Regions from separate parts of the Homo sapiens genome. Here region 2 is linked to region 1. Evidence: chromatin contacts called from ENCODE Hi-C or POLR2A ChIA-PET data. All regions are on one chromosome and are shown on one strand. The core of a region is the stretch at or near the end of the contact, and the rest is flanking DNA. Distances in the headings are between cores, read along the strand shown.

Evidence for each region. A loop is a pair of places that touch in the nucleus more often than their neighbours do. ChIA-PET counts read pairs that join two places held with the same protein, here RNA polymerase II (POLR2A). Pooled maps may share reads with other maps.
Region 2: a loop to region 1 is called in a map of dorsolateral prefrontal cortex, with 2.5 times the contacts of the local background. The contact joins two enhancer-like sites. A Hi-C loop is called at or near these places in 9 of 168 maps with a recorded cell type or tissue (IMR-90, PC-3, aorta and 6 more) and 4 of 50 pooled maps. POLR2A ChIA-PET finds 5 or more read pairs at or near these places in 5 of 52 experiments (AG04449, AG04450, IMR-90 and 2 more).

Annotation. Positions count from the first base shown.
Region 1 is chr9:115,587,408-115,593,562 of GRCh38, reverse strand. No RefSeq gene overlaps it. Among named protein-coding and RNA genes, the nearest start is that of LINC00474, 330 kb to the left of the region's middle. Within about 2 kb of position 1,807, at least 6 of the 41 ENCODE cell types and tissues checked have a DNase peak (open chromatin) inside an H3K27ac peak, as active enhancers do.
Region 2 is chr9:115,648,555-115,654,855 of GRCh38, reverse strand. All of the region lies in intron 2 of LOC105376235 (a long non-coding RNA gene), which reads right to left. Among named protein-coding and RNA genes, the nearest start is that of LINC00474, 270 kb to the left of the region's middle. Within about 2 kb of position 4,600, at least 5 of the 41 ENCODE cell types and tissues checked have a DNase peak (open chromatin) inside an H3K27ac peak, as active enhancers do.

The DNA.
Region 1 (6,155 bases), core at 558-3,057:
TGCAGGAGGATAGCTCGAGGCCATGAATTTGATACCAGCCTGGGCAACATGGCAAGACTCCAGTCTCTACAAAAAATAAAAAATTAGCCATGTATGGTGGCATGTACCTGCATTGTAGCAGCTATTCTAGAGGCTAAGGCAAGAGGACCATTAGAGCCCAGGAATTCAAGGCTGTAGTGAGCTGTGATTGCGATACTTCACATTAGCTAAGGTGACAGAGTGAGACCCTATCTCAAAAACAAACAAACAAACAAAGGAAAGCAAAGGAAACCTTAGCCAGGAGCTCTAGTAGTCAGCATGGGTCAACAGGTCTTCTACTTCAGTTAAGGCATGATGAAACAATTAGACCACAGAAACAGTCCAGACACTGTCTAGTTTTAAATCTCTCAGTTTCTTGGCCTGTGAAATGGGGATAATAATTCCTGCTTTAGAGGGTTGATGATGAGATTATATTATAGTATTAATCAGGATGAATTTAGAAAAGTACCTTATGTGGAAAATAATAATCCTTGGTAGCTACTGACTTGATGCCTATCATCTGTCTCCTTTGGATATCAAGCAGCCATTAATACTTTAGGTTTCCAAATAAGAAACTGAGGTTGAATATGGGTCAGTGACAAGTCCAAGGTCACACAGCCAGTAGATGGCAGAGCTGGAATTAGACCACCAGTGTGATATGCCCCAAAGCACTAGTTGACTCCACTGTACCAGGTATTAGATGCACAAAGTTTGCTCTTTTTCTTCACCCTTCATTTTGTTTCTTAAGATGAACATTTGAATGCTACAATGTACCTAGCTTTGTGCATGCACACAAATAAGTATCATCAGATTCTTTGTACAGATGTAGAAGCTGAAACTCAGAAACACTAAATAATCTAACAAAAATTAACAATTACTGAGAGATCTGAGATTTGGGCTCTGACTTTCTGATTATTGCTATAGACTATTGCTTTAATCCATCCTCTACTGACTCATTTGCTCATCATTCATCTCTAATTATGAAGTATGTTTCTGTTTCTGTTTACATCCCAAGAGTTGCTGGTTTATTTAAATGGACATCTGCATTTATTAAGGTCCCTGGCTCATCTAATTGCGATCTGTTTTTCTGCCCATAGAGGAATGGAGGGTTATCTTTGGTGTATAAGATTGTTTCTCAGACTCCCATCAGCTCAAGAAGAGCGATGTGTCCCATGAGGGCAGAGGACAAGCTGGCTGAATGGAGAGAATGTCATCTCTGAGCCTAAGGAGGGGTTACCGCTCCAGTTAGTCTTAAAAGAGGTGACGGAAGAGCCTTATAAAAAGAATTACTGGGAGAGTTTCACAAAAATAAATAAAGGCCACTCATGTTTCCCAAGGCTATACTTTGTGTCTATAAAGACCCAGGGACACAGAGCCCAAATGTGGTTTGTTTGTTTGTTTATTATTTATTTATTAGATACAGGTTCTTGCTCTGTTGCCCAGACTAGAGTGCAGTGGCACAATCATAGCTCACTGCAACCTTTAACTTCTGGGTTCAAGCGATCCTCCCACTTCATCCTCCTTAGTAGCTAGGGCCACAGTTGTGCACCTCCATGCCTATTTTACTTTTTTGTAGAGATAACGTCTCCCTATTTTGCCCAGGCTGGTCTCAAACTCCTGATCTAAAGCAATCCTCCCACCTAGGCCTTCCTAAGTGCTAGGATTACAGATATAAACCACTGCACGCAGCCCCAAGTGTGGTTTGATCAAAGTCAGTGAAAGAGCTTGGCAGTAGCCAGGCTCCGTGACTACTAACTTCCTGTTAGAACTAGGTATTCTGTCCAAACCCTTGGAGTATGACACACAGGGATCAAATTACCCATGGCGTGAAGAAATTGCTCTGCCTGGCAGTTGCTTCCCTCTAGTGGTCACTTTGCCTACAAGCAAGAAGATGCTTGGATTTGAATCTTAGAATTGAAAATCCAACAGATAAAAATAGGATGCTGTTTTACCAAGAAAGTTGGGTGTGGACCTCCATACACTCTCAGAGGAGTATGATGGCAACAACAGCAACGACATAAAATACAGAGGTGTGCTTGTATTCTGGTCTTTGCAAAAGTGTGTTTTGTGAAATATGTTAGAGGAAAAAAATTAATTAAAATATTCTGGCCGGGTGCGGTGGCTCATGCCTGTAATCCCAGCTCTTTGGGAGGCCGAGGTGGGCGGATCACGAGGTCAGGAGATCGAGACCTTCCTGGCTAATACGGTGAAACCCCGTCTCTACTAAAAATACAAAAAATTAGCCGGGCGAGGTGGCTGCTGCCTGTAGTCCCAGCTACTCAGGAGGCTGAGGCAGGAGAATGGCGTGAACCCGGGAGGCGGAGCTTGCAGTGAGCGGAGATCGCGCCACTGCACTCCAGCCTGGGCGACAGGAGCGAGACTCCGTCTCAAAAAAAAAAAAAAAAAAAAAAAAAAAACTCTAATCTGGGATAGATGAACACACACATAATTTCTTTTTAAAAAATTGAGAAATGTCGATATGTGTTGTTCCTTTTTTCTGCCTCATTTCATGAATTCCCATTTTAAAAATGGGACAGTTGAGGTCCACAGGACAGTCACACAGTGGTTAAAAATGGGACAGTTGAGGTCCATAGGACAGTCACACAGTGTTCCAATGCTGTGCTTATGCAATGACAATGTCTTTTGGAAATATGTATCAAGACAGAACCTCTATTGGCCTGTGTGCCTGCCTGAACTATGCTGAACAGAGACCCATGCTAACTGATAACATACTGTAGTGTGAACAGAAAATAAATGTATGTGAAGAAAAAAAGAACTTAAACAAGAAGTCCTCGAGATCTTTTTGTTATTTGCTTCTGCAGCATAACCTCAGTTACCCTGAATTCTATAACACATCTTTCATTAGCTAGCTTCTGTTTTGCTCCCCTCTGGTTCAAAGGGTACAGGGGACAAGGAGATGGGTCATTTATTATTCCTGATTGACTTCTCACTCTCTAGGCCCTGCCGAAGATTAAAGCTGACTTCCTTTCTCTTGGGGTGTTTCCCTGAACTCCTCAGAGGTTTCATGTTGGACACTCCTCCCCTGCAGCTTCTTTGACCCCAGGCTTTTCTAGCTATTCTAGGAGGTCTCTGGGGATCTGTCCTCATTATCTGGGCCTTCACACACAAGTATACCCCCAGTCTCCTTTTGTAAGTTTTCCTTCTCCCTCCAGGCAGACCTACTGGACAAAACCAACCAAGACTCCAGTGAGCTCTGTATCATTGGCCCACACATGTTCCCTGGGAAACAATCACTGGCTCCTTGCCCTGATGAACTTTCTAACTGCAGGTCAGTAGCAATGCAACAGTCTCTCCTGGCTCTAATTCAAAGCAGTTAGTCAGCTCTTCTTTTCTCTTTCATATTTACTGAAGCCAGACTTCAGTCTACAGTCAGCTTTAGATTTCTTAACATGACCTAATTGTGGCCTTTCATATCTCAGACTTGCAAGGGATGCATTCCAGAGTTCTTTAACTGGTATCCCTAGAGCCCCCCTTACTAGCTAAGCATTGGAAGATAGCACAGTATATTAGATAATAGGGAAGTCCAACTGCTATAACAATCAACCTTCAGATCTCTCTGTCTTGACTCAGTAGTGCTTATTTCTTATTCATGTCTCCATCCATGCAGGTTGGCAGCAGAGAGGGACCCTGTTTCAAGCTGTCATTCATGGACCCTTGCTCTTTCCATGTAGTGGCTCAGATCCTCCATGGCCTTTCAGTTCTCCTCTATATTCATTTCATTCAGCTGCAGAGGATGAGAAAAAGAGCATGTGAAGTATCACACAGGAGATTTTAGAAGCCAGACTTGGAAGTAGCATTTATAACTTCCACTCATATTTCTTTGGTCTGTTCATTGCAATGAGAGTTGAGAAACATAGTCTAGCTGTCTCCAGAAGAAAAAGGAACCATGTAGCATGTTTTAGGCAACACGTCACATTGTTTCTACTTCAGTCCTCAGCTCTGGTTACTGAATATCCATTTTACTATTCTTCCCATACATAGAATACACTCAGCTTGTTCCCAGGAGAAATAAGCCAAAGTCCCACTAAGTCACCTCATCTAGCTCAAGGTCCAAGATACTTCACTGATGCATAGTTTTCTCCATCAGTTCACAACATGAGTTCTCAGGTTCTGGGTAACTATTCAGAAAAGAGGTAAATAGGAGACACACAGCAGTTACTGGACTAATGCAAGTTTGAAATCTCGCTGGGGAGACATTGTGAAGGTCCTCTATGGAGAAGAGAGAAAGTTCATGGATAAGCCCTGATTTTGTTCTCTGAACAATACTTCTTTGGGCACTCATTGTTTTCAGTGGCTCTTGGCTGCAAACTCAGACGTTCTCTCCTATCCATTACACTCCTATGCCACAATTGAAGTGGACCTTTGGGAATGCCTTCCTTGGGGGCTACTTATACTTTGCAGCCTATATCCAATCCAAAAGTTGTTCTAAGCTTTGCCAAGCCCTTGCAGGGTTTTGAACTGGGATGATGCTTTCATGGCAATATTGTTTCCTCAAAAATATTGTGGGCTTATGATTTATTTGATTCCAATCAGTTTCATGTACTAGTGAATACACCCAACATTCTGTCCCAGATAGAGTTTTTAAATTTTTTTTTTTTTTTTTGCATCCTCCTCATAGGCTTCCTCATGTCCCATCTTTATGTGTTGACAGCAACCTTGAAGTTATCTGGAATAGTAAGCTTGAGAGATAACTGTAGCTCTTTTCAGAATTATCTTTACTGAAGGGCCAAATTACTTTTCCTTTTGTTATTCAGACTACTTATTGAATTCTTGCTATGTAAATAGCTTTTTAAAAATTATTTATTTATTTATTTATTTACCTTCTCATCTTTCACTGTTTGAGACCTAGAAGCAGTAGGTTTTTCTAAACATTTAATGCCACAAATTTCTGGAATCTTTTTAATTATCTTGCATTTGAGGTTCCAAACTGGGAAATTCTTTATGGAGCTCATCTCTTTCCTTTATCCCTTGTCAATGTCAGCCAAAAGAAGGCAAGATAGGCTGGGCACCGTGGCCCATTCCTGTAGTCCCAACACTTTGGGAGGCTGAGGTGAGCGGATCACCTGAAATCAAGAGTTCAAGACCAGGCTGGCTGATATGGTGAGACCCTGTCTCTACTAAAAATACAAAAAATTAGCCAGGCATGGTGGTGCATGCCAGTAATCCCAGTTACTCAGGAGGCTGAGGCACAAGAATCACTTGAACCTGAGAAGCGGAGGTTGCAGTGAGCCAAGATCACAGATCACACCACTGCATGGCAACAGAGTGAGAAGCCATCTTAAAAAAAAAAAAAAAAAAAAAAAAAAAAAAGCAAGCTATACCCACTCTGTTGTTTTTTTTTTTTTTCCAACTGTGTACCTTAAAGCTATATTTCTCCAAGTGAATGGTCTGCTTTACACCTTATGGCATGCAACTCTTTTACCAAATGCTCTTGTACCACATAATATGGTCTGTTATCTACACAGCCTCTGATATCATTTTTCTAGCTGACCAACCACAAAGCCAAAGACACATATTTATTTTCTGTGGCAATACTGCCATTTACCAATTAATGTATTAGTCGGAGTAATTCTGTATCAAACCACCTCAGTGTCCCAAAGACTTTTCACAATAAAAGTATATTTCTTGCTGCCACCATAGCTGAATGAAATTTGGCAACAGGGACTCTATTCTCAGCAGTTAATAAATTCCCTGGTTCATTCCACCTCGTGTCTCTGCTATCACATTAGATTTTGCTGCATGTTAGGGTAAAGTTGGTAACTTAAAAAAACAAAGCAAGACAATACAAAACTCTGATGCCCAGCTCCTATGCCATACTAATTAAATCAGAGAATCTGGGAGTAGGAGCCAAACATCGTCAGTGTTTTTTAAAGATCCTCAGATTTTCCAAATTACAGCAGATGAAGAACTATTGCCCTAGAACAGGAATCAGCAAACTATAGCCCAAAGGCAAAATTCAGCCCACTGTCTGCTTTTATAAATAAAGTTTTATTAGCACACACAAGTTATTGAAACAAATTTTATTGGAACATAAATCCATTTATTTATGTATTGTCTATGGCTGCTTTTGCACTACAACAGCAGAGCTGAGTAGCTGCAGCAAAGACTATGTGGCT
Region 2 (6,301 bases), core at 3,351-5,850, 58 kb before region 1:
CCAAAACATAGAACATTTCCATCACCCTGGAAAATGTCCTTCTCTCCCTTTACAGCAAATCCCAAAATAGATGCAACTACTGTTCTGATTTCTATTACCACAGATTAGTTTGCATGTTTAACTTCATAAACATGGAATCACATGGTACGTACTCCTTGATGTCTGGCATCTTTTATTCCACTTAATATTTGTGAGATTCATCCAAGTGTTTGCCTATATCAGTAATTTTTAAATTATTATTTTGTCACTTATTAATATTCTACAGTAAAAGTATAACACTATGTTTTAATAAAGGTATGTGTGCATCTAGTTCCTTTCTTCTGACTACTTCATAGCATTCTGCAATATGCACCTTGTATATTTTATTCATCCAGTCCCCTGGTCACAGACGCTTAGGTTGTCTCTCAACCCCTACCAGCAGAAAATAATGCTGCAGTAAACATCTTTGAATCCATTCCCTTTAGGATCTGTGTGAGAATTATTTGGAGCCAATAAACATTCTCATTTCATTAAAAAACAGTTGCTTTCTAGAATGCTCACATCAGTTTTCATTCTTCTTAGAAGCACTTCCAGGCATTGTTTACCCATATAATCGCCATGCATAACAATACAATAAGTTAAAAAATACTAACCAGTTTTCAATATTTAGAGCAAGACTGTACAATAGAAATTTCTGTGATGAAGGAAATATTCTATATCTTCAATGTGCAAAATGGTATCTACTTGCTACATGGAGTTATTGAATGCTGGAAATGTGGCTAGTATCACTGAGACACTGAATTTTAAATTTAATTTTCATTAATTAGTCACCTGTGTTGAGTGGATACCATGTTGGACAGTGTTCATTTCTAGTCCATCAGGATGATGACATTGGACTTAGATTCTGAGACTAGTGGGGAGTCACTGGAAAGAGTTGGAAGAGAATGGTATAATACAACTTGCACTTTAGATCATTCCAGGAGGGGTGGAGAATGAGTGAGTGGAGTGGGGTTAAACAGAAGTCAGAGAATATTAGCTGGAATGCTATTGTAGTGATGCTAGCTAGAGAAGATGGTAGCTTGTGTTAAGAGCTGCAAGGCTTGAGAGAACAGTCAAGAATTTAAGTGGAAACACTAATAAGACTCACAGAGTGACTTCAGTAGGGGATCAGAATGAAGAATCAACAATAAATTTGAAGTTTCTAGCTTGAACACCAGGATACATGGCTGTACATCATCTCTGGTAAAAAAATAAAAGGTCCCAGCAAATTCACGTGGAAAAATCACCCATCCACCAGGGGTGGTGATGCAAACTTAGCTGCAGTCCTTTGAGTCATGGAAAGATTGTGTCTGTGGACAGATTCTCTCAGGCTCGGGAACCCTATTACTGCTCTTGTTTCACCAAGGTTCACACCAAAGGTCACCTTGATCTTTCACAAACCATCTTTTGCTCAGTCATATGATGACATCTTTTAGCACAAGAGGAATGAAGCGACCTGGGGAAACTTGCATGTATCTGGAAGCTGTGAGGTTGACACAGAAGGAAAAGTCTGGGAACTGATGTGCAACCATTGTTTAATGTTGCAGGCAATTAGTGAGCAGGAACAGCTGCTATGGTTAAACTGTTAAAAATGCCAAAGTAAGTGATACAGAGCATATGTGATAGGTTTTATCTCCAAAGAACTACTTTGAGGATTATATTGACATAATTTGCCGATCATATTTTCCCCCTTTGAAATGATTTGCATAACATTTCCTAGAAATATGCTCCATATGCGTTTTAGTAATTTGGTGGTAGAAGTGTAAACTCAAGCTCACTGAAGGAGAGCCAGCTAGAAGAAGAGCCATGAATCTCCAACTGGAGCCAGAGAATCTCTCTCTTTATGGGGAAAGAGGATCCACAGGGAAAGCGAGCTGGAAAATGGACAGTTACATGAGTCCTTTCACACGCCAAACACTATACCAGGCACATTGTGCTGCCATAGTAGACATTTCAGGTATTTGTTACCAGCCCCATTTATATATTTGCAAACTGAGACTGTATTAGAGAAGGTAATTCTCTCAAGTTATAGTTAAAAAGTGTCAGATCCAGGATATAAATCCATTTTACTTAACTAAAAAATGACTTTTTTAGACAAAAATTTCACCTATGGAGTTGGACTAATGTAGTATCTCTCAAAGTGTGATTCCAAGTAGGATAGACCTTATGTAAAAAATGTTTTACAAGTATGAATCACCAGAATCACTACTTCAGACTTATTGAATCACATATTCTAGAGTTGGCCACAAAATATGTATTTTTACACAGGTTCAGGTAATTCTGATGTATGTTCATGTTTTAGAACCACTGGAAAAGTGAGATTTAATTATCATATAGGAGTCAGTTATCCAGGAAGACTATAGCTGGGATTATGGAAGATCAAAAGAAATATAACATATGTTTTCCACAAAAAGTAGTTGCAGAATATTTGGGGAAATATGCATTACTGAAATATTGGCAACTTGGCTTAATTGAAAGAATGCTAGATAAGTGATGCCGAAACTTTGTTTTCAGCCCCAGATCTGATGCTAATGTGCAGGTTGGCTTTGAATAAATTATTTAATTTCTATGTGTTTTCTTTGATCATCAATTATAATGATAATGGTGACGGTGATAAGAGTTAGTACATTTGCATGGCCCTATAGAGTTTACAATGCGTTTGCATTATTTTAGAGATAAAATTGAAGGTGTTTGCTTAGAAAATCTCTGATATGTTTTCTAGATTGACATTATGGGAGACTTTCCATATAAGTAAGGTTAAAATATTCAAAATTATAGATGACCATGTCTATGGGTCTCAAGCATAATTGCATTTCAAAGTCACCTGATAGCTTAACAGAGAGCAAAAAAATAAAAAAAATAATAATCCAGGCCTCTCTCTTCAGAGCAGAGGCTCATGCCCTATATATATATCATCTGAAGGGTATGTGTATGAACCAAGGTAAGTCATATTACAATCACCATATTAGAATCACACACATGTTCATATATTCTTCTGGTGATTCTAATATGTTTCTAAAGCTGAGAACTATGGCTCTAAATGTGAAGTGAGTTCAAATAAAGGAGAGATAACAGTGGCTAATAGTAGTTCTCTGAAGATGTAGGGTGACATCCTAGCCAATCATCCTCAGACTCTCTGCCATCTATGAGGAAATTCTAGTTTGCTTAGCCTGGAATTCAAAACTTTTTATGTTCTGTTTCTTGAGAACATTTCCTGCTTTCTGTTCAATTAATCACTCTTGTAAAACCTAGCTTTAGCCAAATTTGATTCCTTACTTTCCTCCAGCTATACCCAGAGCTCTACATCTTTTGTAGTTTTTCTAGTGTTGTTTCCTATGTCTGATTTTGTCTGTTAAATGTATACCCTTCTTCCACAGCAAGATTCAAATGTTAGATCCTTCATGAAACCATCCCTGATGGTATCATCTAATGAGCTGCTCTCCTTCCTCTGTTGTCCTATTACTTTTTGGATATTTTATTGACTAGGATGTTATTGACTGCCTTTAGAATTCCTTGTCTCAAATTACTTCAATAATAAAGACAATGTATTATCTCACAAGTCTGGAGGTGAAATGACTGCAAGGCCAATTAATTTAACAGCTCAACAATGTCATAAAAGACTCACATTCTTTCTACCTTCCCCATCTTCTAACCTAGCTTTAGTTCCCTTGGTAAATCTAAAACAGCCACCCAGTTACAAGTGTCTCCTACTGATATAAAAATGTCCAGTGGGTGATGGAAGCTTTTGTTGGTTTCTTTTGAAGAACATGAAAACCTTTCCAAGAATCTGCCTATCAGACCTCCCTACATGTTTCATTGACCAAAATTATGTTACATGCTCATTCCTAAACCATTCATTGGCAAGGAGAATGCAATTTCCATGACTGGGCTCATTGAAATACATGTTTAATGGGAGGATTTTCTAAACAAATGACAGTGCTCTTAGCAAGAAGTGGTGGTAATTGGTGAACAGTTGGCTAAGCTGCTAACTCCTTTCCTCAAGCAAGTATACTCTTTCCATTTATATGATAGTTGTCTATTCCTGTGTTTTGTTTTGTTTTTTATTAAACTCAAGTCTCCTTGAAGACAGATTTTTGCTTTATGATTAAAGGCATCAGCTTTGAAGCCAGGACACACCAGTATTGAAATTAGGGTGACAAACTCATCCCAATTTTCCCAGGATTTTCCCAACGTTAGCACACAAATTCCCACATCCATAGAAAGTTCTTAGTCCTGGGAAAAGAAGAATATTTGGTCACCCTAGTTGAAATCTCATCTCTGCCATATACTGACCACATAAGTTGGGATTCCAGTCATTAGATTTCCCAGTGTTTCATTCAAGACCTGCTTCTTGAATGTCCATAATGTGCCAGACACTGTTTTCAGAAAGCTCTCCTTGTTTTTCTGATCACTCTAGCACTAGCTGTTTGATTTCCCGCAATCGTGCTAAAGCTTCCCCTGGACTGCCTTCTGCGTGACCCCCTCTCTGCACCCCATCACTCAGAGATGATGTCAGAGGAAGCCTGGCCGCCTGACGAATGGGGCTTGGGAAATCCCCAGGAGTTTTCAGACACTGTTTCTGGCCTGAAAAACAAAACACTCGTGAAACAGCCAAGGGTCCCAATCTGCTCAGGGAACATGTTGTCCTCTCCTGTTTGCAGGGCCATTTCTTGGACAAGCAGCAGCTCTGTTTGCTGGACTTTTGGCCCCATGCAGTCACTGTGAGGCAAGGCACATCTCACACAAACGGGCCAGTGAAATGAGGTAATTGCGGCTTTCGATGAATGCTATTTCTGTCTCATGGGCTATGCTGGCTGGGATATGAAGAACAAGAGTTAGTGTATCTGACACATTATGGCTTTCTCCACAAAGTGGAAATAGATAACGCAGGAATGGGAAAGTCCCTCTCTGTTTTCTTCTCCTAATGATGAGTGAATATTCCATGCACATGCTATTTTCAGGCAAGACCTGCACCATGTTGGAAAGTCTTTACAATTGCCAGAACATTCCCGTTTGGGCACAAAAAATGACCTTTCAACATGATTTAATACAACTATATGGAACATAATCTATGTGTCGAGCGTGTTATACACGTCATCTATTTTCCTCTTCACAAGGACCCTCAGAAATAATTAGTTTTCCTACTGTAGAAACTAGTAAATATGACTCAAAGTGGTGAAACTCCAGGACACAGAACTAACATGTATGTGCAAGGCCAGGGTGGGTACCAAAATATCTTCTCTCCATAAGCTAAAGCCATTTACTGCACCAGTGCATATTTTAGTCATTTAAATTAGATTATTTTCCCTTGAAGTATATTTTATTCTGTCATATTACTTCAAAATGGGAACTATAACATAATTTCTTTTTAACCCAGAGTTGTCACTCTTCACAGTGACATTCTGGACCAGAATATAGTGACAATTTCGCTGAATTTAACAAACTTTGAATTTTCTCACACTGACTGTTTCTGTTTGTTTGAATTCCATGTTTTGTTTTGTTTTTGTTCTTTTGTGTCCGCTCTCATTTAATTTTCCAATACTCACTGACATTGTCCACAGGCCTACCTCTTGGATTCCCTCATCACTATGACTTATTAAATTTATAGTTTTTAATGTGTCAACTAGATAACCAGGTATCATCATTAAGTTATCATATAAAAAAAGAGTAAATGAGCTCTACTCTGGAACTTAAGGGGCTATTTCATGACTAAAATTTAAAACTTGGTTTAGTAGGCACATTTAGTTATCCATAGGAAGAAGCCTTGGGTTGAAAATATTTGGTAAATAGCAGGCTTTTTGGAATTAGAGTTCTAGTGCTAGTCCATCATATTCTAACTCATAGACCTTGGCATCCATTTAACCTTTCCAAGTCTCAGTTTTTCTACCAGAAAAATTGGAAACATGCATAATATGCACGCTATCTTTGCAAATGTTAGGCACATCATGTATGAGAAAAACTGTTTACAAAGTGCCTGGTGCCTAGCAAGCTTCATAAATGCGAGCTATGTATTATTATTGGGGGTTATTTTATATCCTCTCATTTCACTGCCTACTCATAGGTCACAGGCTGTGCTGGAAATAGTAATCTCCAAATAAGTGAGATATCTTTGTGTTTATAAATGTGTCTACAGGTTCATAGTGCCATTTCCATGAAGACTGCCCAAGCATGTTTTTGTCTAGAAAGTGGTAGATAGACTGTAACTGTGCCATTAATTACTTACTGGGTAATCAAATGACCTGCGCTCAAGTTTTAAGTTTCAAATGTGCCTGGGATTCAGTCT